Regions from separate parts of the Homo sapiens genome. Here region 2 is linked to region 1. The links are chromatin loops, found by intact Hi-C in ENCODE. Cell type or tissue: sigmoid colon. All regions are shown on one strand. Links, peaks and the distances in the headings refer to the core of each region. The heading gives the core; the rest is flanking DNA.

Region 1 (2,913 bases), core at 87-2,586:
TTTAAAGATTCCAAATACAACTCTTCATAAGATATGAATGATCTGTCTTGGCTCCCTTAAAGCACATCCTGGACACATGGCCAAGAAACTGCTTCCTTCAATCACCACGACAGAGTGCCTCGTGTAACAGTGTTCTGCACCTTCCCCTCTCCTCCCCTACCCACACCCATCCTCACACATGCTCCTCCCTGCCCCTGACACTGACAACCTAGGAATTGCTAGGAGAAAAGCCTGGCATATGTGGGAGCCACCCTCAGAGAAGCTGTCCCGAAGGAAAGGTGCTAACTAGGTGAAGACATATGACTCTCTGAGCGCTATTTCTTAATTCTAATGGAGGGAGACTGTGGCATGGAGCCAGGAAACAGAAAAGGCATGAAAAGAAGAACTAATTTGGAGCTGGCGGGGTGAGTGTTTCCTGGCTTATTTAAAAACATAGATACAGAATTCAAACATGGAAGAGGAATCTGACTACCAGAAGGAGACAGGATGTCAACAATGGAGTCAACAATGGCCAGGCCTGAAGCGATGTATTTTGACACTAGGGAAGCCATATAAAGAATACTGCTTGGTGGATCGGGTGGGTTCATCTTATACTCAATGTTTCATTTCCATTTAAATCTCTTGGAGGCAGAGGTTGAGGTTATTGACTTGGCCCCATATTAAGGAAAAATCATAACCCAGGCCTCCAAAGACCTTCCAGACTACAAGAGAAAAAGTCAAACACATGGCTAACGGGCATATATAAGGATCTTCACTGAACACGGACTTTTGAATGTCTATGATGTAGCAAGCACTGTGCTGGACACCACAGGTGCATTAAGGCATATGCCGGAGTCCCTTCCCTCAGGGAACATCCCTTCTAATTGCCACTTAAACATGGCAAACCTACGGAGGTGTGCCAGGACAAGGGCAGTCAGAAGGGTGGTGTGGTATACTGGGAAGCTCATAGACCACCTTGCTTTGAGTGCCTCTCAGCCGCTGTCTTGCTCTGTGATTTTAAGGAAGTCCTTGAACCTCGCTGAGCCTGCTTTTTCCATCTGCAGATTGGTGATAATGAAACCTACCTTGCTGTTTCATGTTGAGGAATCACTGTGAGAAGGTAAGGCCGTAACAATTTGTCGGAAGGAGAAGGAAGGTCAAAGCTTTGTTGAAGAGCTTTATGCTATTGGCCAAACAGAAACATAGAGCCCTGTGTGTGGTAACTCTCAGGGGACATGGTTGCCTCGTGGATAAAAACGTGAGAATTAGAAGAACAGAAAAAGCCAGCAGGAAAACTCAGAGGAAAGAGTCAGAGAGAACAAGGATGTTGTCTGTCTCCAGCATAATTGTGTAGAGCCTGGGATTCATTGCTAGTGACATTCCCTGGCTTCTCCCTCAGTGTGACGTCATGTGCTCTGTGATGTTTATTGCACTGCATTCCAGGGATGCTGCACAGAGCCATGTCCAGTGTCAGAAACCTTGGAAAATAGTCCTCGGTTTAATTTTAACTTTTTATATAAACAGTGACCTAATTTGAGGAAGGCTCGGTCTGGCCAGGCATCCCCGCTCCCACATTTCCTCCTCTTCACTCCCTCCTTCTGCCCTTAGTCAAACTGTCTCGCCTTCATCTCCCATATGGACTTTGCAAACAAGCAAGGGGGATGTGTGAGCTCAGCTAACTTGAAAAGAGAAGACGTGTGCCAGCGAAGCAAAACACTCCAGCCAAGTCATGCACCTCTGCGGGAGGGAGCCACCTCCTCAGCTCTCATCGTGAAATGTTATCTCACCAGGGCAGATGGAGGTACAGACAGAGGACTCCAACGCAACACAAGCAGCTGCCTGTCCAGAAGAGAGCCCTTTCTCTCCCTCCCAGTCCCAGCTCCAGCTGTATTTTCTTTCTTTCTTTCTTGAGCAAGAGGTCAGGTTCTCTCTGTATGCTTTGTGCAAATTAAGTGAGCTGTGAGTGCTGCCTGCGGCCGAAGGAACTACCCTCTGGTCTATGGTTCATCCTTCCTTCACTCCAACCACCACTGAGGGAGCAGAGCCCTCCCTGCCCAAATGCACAAGTGGGCAGCACCTCCGAGAACACAGAAGAATATGAAACGACCCTTCTAATTACTCAGGTGCAAGCAGAGGAGCTAACCATCCCACCGGGAGCCCACCCATGAGTGATGAATTCCAGTGACTGAGCCCAGTGTTGGGGGCTAGGGTAGAGGAAGAGTCCCTTGTGGACACGGTGGGAGGGAGGGAGGCATGAGGGGACAAGCAGGATGCCCTGACAGATTTTAACCCAGAAGCATGAATCCAGGTCTGAGGTCAGCAAACGTTTTCTGTAAAGGGCCAGATAGTAAATAATTTGTACTCTTTGTGGGCCATCCAGTCTCTGTCTACTTGACTCTGCCATCGTAGGGCAAAAACAACCACAGACAATAAATAAACGAACGGGCGTGTCTTGTGTTCCAATAAAAGATGGTTTACAAACACAGGCGGCTACTGGATCTGGCTCATTGGCTGTAGTTTTCTGACTGAAAGATCTAAAAGAACACCCTTTCCCATTGGTTCTGTCCATGTTTCCATATAGCTAACAATATCCTGGAGACCAGTTTGCCGCCCCGTTCCCCAAACCTTTATGTGCCTCTGATTTCTACACCCTGTTACTCTGTCTGCAAAAACCCCCAAATGCTGTAACTGGCTATTCACCTGGACAGAATGGCCTCCTTCAGGGAAAGCCAGCAGGGATGGTGAATTCAGATTTCCTGATTTCGTTGACAAATTCCTCACCACTGGCAGGAATGGGAAAGATAGATATTGAAGGTGCTGAAACCCACCCCTGTTGTCAGTTCAGGAGTGAGGTAAAAACATTCCTTGAGCAATTTGGTTTAGAATCATAGAGCCTCCTATTTTCTAATCCTTCTCTCTTTCTAGGTCTGATAA
Region 2 (2,913 bases), core at 126-2,625, 170 kb before region 1:
AGGGTCTTCCAAGGGAGCATGGTCCTGCCAACACCTTGATTTCAGACTTTGGACCTCCAGAACTGTGAAGGAGCACATTTCTATTGTTTTTAAGCCCCCAAATTTATGGTAGTTTATTATAGTAGCTACAGGAAACTAGTACAGGGGGTGACTTGCCCTTGAGAACAGCCATTAAAACTAACACACAGAGCTTGGCTCATGGCATTGAAAAGAAGAGACCAAGAAAAAGGCTAGTTGAAGGACTCTGGTTGGCAGAGCACAGGTAACGTGGACTGAATTGTTAAAAGAGGCCAGAAGGGGTGGATCTTGAGTTCCAGGAGCCTTGAAGAGCTGAAAGAAGTTTCAACCTAGGCTGAAGAAATGGAGTAACAGGAGCTTATAATTCACCAGACTGCATGCATGATTTAGATCTGGAGCACGCACTGCAGTATGCAGTTGAGTTGACCAGAAAAATACTTGAAGGCTTTGCCAATGGGGAGAGAGAAGCACCTTGGAGAAAAATGGGGTTTGGGTAGCGGGAGGATGGCCATTTCTCAAGCCAGGCCTTTGAGAAACTATTTTGCCAGTATCAGGGGCTAAAAGAAAAGGATCCAGGCATGGAAGGATTTTACTCCCAAGTAAGCAATGAAAATAAGCCAGTTTGGGGGCTGGGCGCAGTGGCTCATGCCTGTAATCCCAGCACTTTGGGAGGCCGAGGAGGGCTGATCACGAGGTCAGGACATCAAGACCATCCTGGCCAACATGGCGAAACCCCATCTCTACTAAAAATACAACAATTAGCTGGGCGTGGTGGTGGGCACCTGTAATCTCAGCTACTTGGGAGGTTGAGCCAGGAGAATGGCTTGAACCCAGGAGGCAGAGGTTACAGTGAGCCAAGATCATGCTACTGCACTCCAGCCTGGTGACATAGGAAGACTCTGTCTCAAAAAAAAAAGAAAAAAAAAAAAAAGACCAGTTTGGCCCGTCTGTTCCTGGCGTGTCCTGTGCTGCTCCAGCCTGAGGACCCTCTGCCTCACAGGGACTCAGTCCTCATGCACACAGATGGGGTGGGGGAGCTGATAGCACTGTGAGGAGCCAAGCATCCTCCTTCAGAGATGAGAGTGGCAGGGATGTCAGAGACGTCCTCAGCACCAGGGCCAAGTTGGAGAGAGCAGACTGTGTTTTGTTATGAGAAGATAAATGTAAGACACTGGAATTCCCAGCAGTGTGAAGGAGCGGAATGTACGCTGAATCCACTGCCAGGAGACCTGGGCTATTGCTCCAGCTCCATGATGTAGCAGCTGGATTACTTTGCAGGAGTAACGTATCTTCTTTTTTTTTTTTTTTTTTTTTTGAGACAGAGTCTTACTATGTCACCCAGGCTGGAGTGCAGTGGCGCTATCACGGCTCACTGCAACCTCTGCCTCCCAGGTTCAAGTGATTCTCCTGCCTCAGCCTCCCAAGTAGCTGGGAGTACAGGGGCGTGCCACCGCACCAGGCTAATTTTTTGTATTTTTAGTAGAGATGGGGTTTCACCGTGTTAGCCAGGATGGTCTCGGTCTCCTGACCTCATGATCCCCCCACCTTGGCCTCCCAAAGTGCTGAGATTACAGGTGTGAGCCACCATGTCGGGCCCATAACTTCTTTGTCTTTCCTGCAAGGAGCTTGGGGAGATCACTTCCAAGGTCTCTATAACCCTAAGAGTCTACATTCGCTGCCTGGCTATTGAATGAAATGGATTCAGCCGTGGAAGTGTCTTCTTGCTAAGTCACTCAAACCAATATGGAAAGTTTTCTGATATACACCATCCTCCCCACCACCAAAAGCAAAACAAAATAAAATATCATATGATATATAGGAAAAGTATATTCCTAAGAAAGGACTACATGATTATAGCATGGCTTGAGGTGGGAAGTCAATGAATGAATGTTGAATGATAAACGGATAAGGGTTGATTCATCTTTTTGCCAAAAATATAATATAGTCATACAGAGTATGTTCTTAGGAAAAGGACTACATGATCATAACATGACACAATGAGAACATTGAATGGATGAATGTTAAATAAATGGGTGAGGGATTTAAAAGGATTTTTTAAAAAAACATAGAATGCTTCATGAATTTGCATGTCATCCATGTGCAGGCCCTATGCTAATCTCTGTTTCATTCCAATTTTAGTACATATGCTGCCAAAGTGAGCACTGTAAAAGGATCTTAAGGATTTTTGCTAAGTAATACACCAAGTCTTATTTCTGCCAGTTATCTGTATCATGACATTTAATTTGTTTAGCTCTACCTATCCTTTTATTTTTAATTTTTTGAGACAGAGTCTTGCTCTGTCACCCAGACTGGAGTGCAGTGGCGCAATCTTGACTCACTGCAGCCTCCACCTCCCGGGTTAAAGTGATTCCTCTGCCTCGGCCTCCCGAGTAGCTGGGACTACAGGCACCTGCCACCACACCGGGCGCAAAGTTTTGTATTTTTAGTAGAGACAGGGTTTCGCCATGTTGGCCAGGCTAGTCTCAAACTCCTGACCTCAGGTGATCTGCTCGCCTCAGCCTCCCAAAGTGCTGGGATTACAGGTGTGATCTTACTCTTTAAGTGAGAAGTGACTTGTACGTGACACCCATATCAACTCTTCCCTCTTGGTGCCCTGAATCAGCTAGACAGTCTTTGGCTACATTGGTGGTCAGTAAGTGTTGATGACTCATTGAGCATGGATTTCTCTCACCTGTACTTTGGACTATACAGAAAACCAAAGATAAAGGGCTGTCTTGAATCTATTCAGGGTCCTTGTGTTTTGCTCTTCAATGCTTACCACCTTCTTTTCTTGGACAAGGGTGCCACCTGACCTTACTATTCATGCCTTGTTGACTGACTTCATCAAAAGAGTTGTAACAAACTGTTTTTAAACTGTTCTTATTTGTGGGGTAA

The links. Hi-C counts contacts between places; a loop is a spot of excess contacts. Peaks named below come from ENCODE experiments on the same cell type or tissue, not always from the same donor. Only the 100,000 strongest peaks of a DNase experiment are listed, where the experiment ranks them.
Region 2: a loop joins it to region 1, with 3 times the contacts of the local background. A loop is called at or near these places in 1 of 110 quality-filtered maps.

The regions. Positions count from the first base shown.
Region 1 is chr6:14,475,894-14,478,806 of GRCh38, reverse strand. All of the region lies in intron 1 of LOC101928331 (a long non-coding RNA gene), which reads right to left. Among named protein-coding and RNA genes, the nearest start is that of LINC01108, 190 kb to the right of the region's middle. In sigmoid colon, for the core only: no CTCF peak of the experiment used is centred there; DNase peaks (open chromatin) are centred at 347 and 1,406; H3K4me3 peaks cover 712 bases; H3K27ac peaks cover 1,519 bases.
Region 2 is chr6:14,645,803-14,648,715 of GRCh38, reverse strand. The region is part of intron 1 of LOC101928354 (a long non-coding RNA gene); the gene reads left to right. It also overlaps the pseudogene RNU6-793P. Among named protein-coding and RNA genes, the nearest start is that of LINC01108, 360 kb to the right of the region's middle. In sigmoid colon, for the core only: no CTCF peak of the experiment used is centred there; a DNase peak (open chromatin) is centred at 1,215.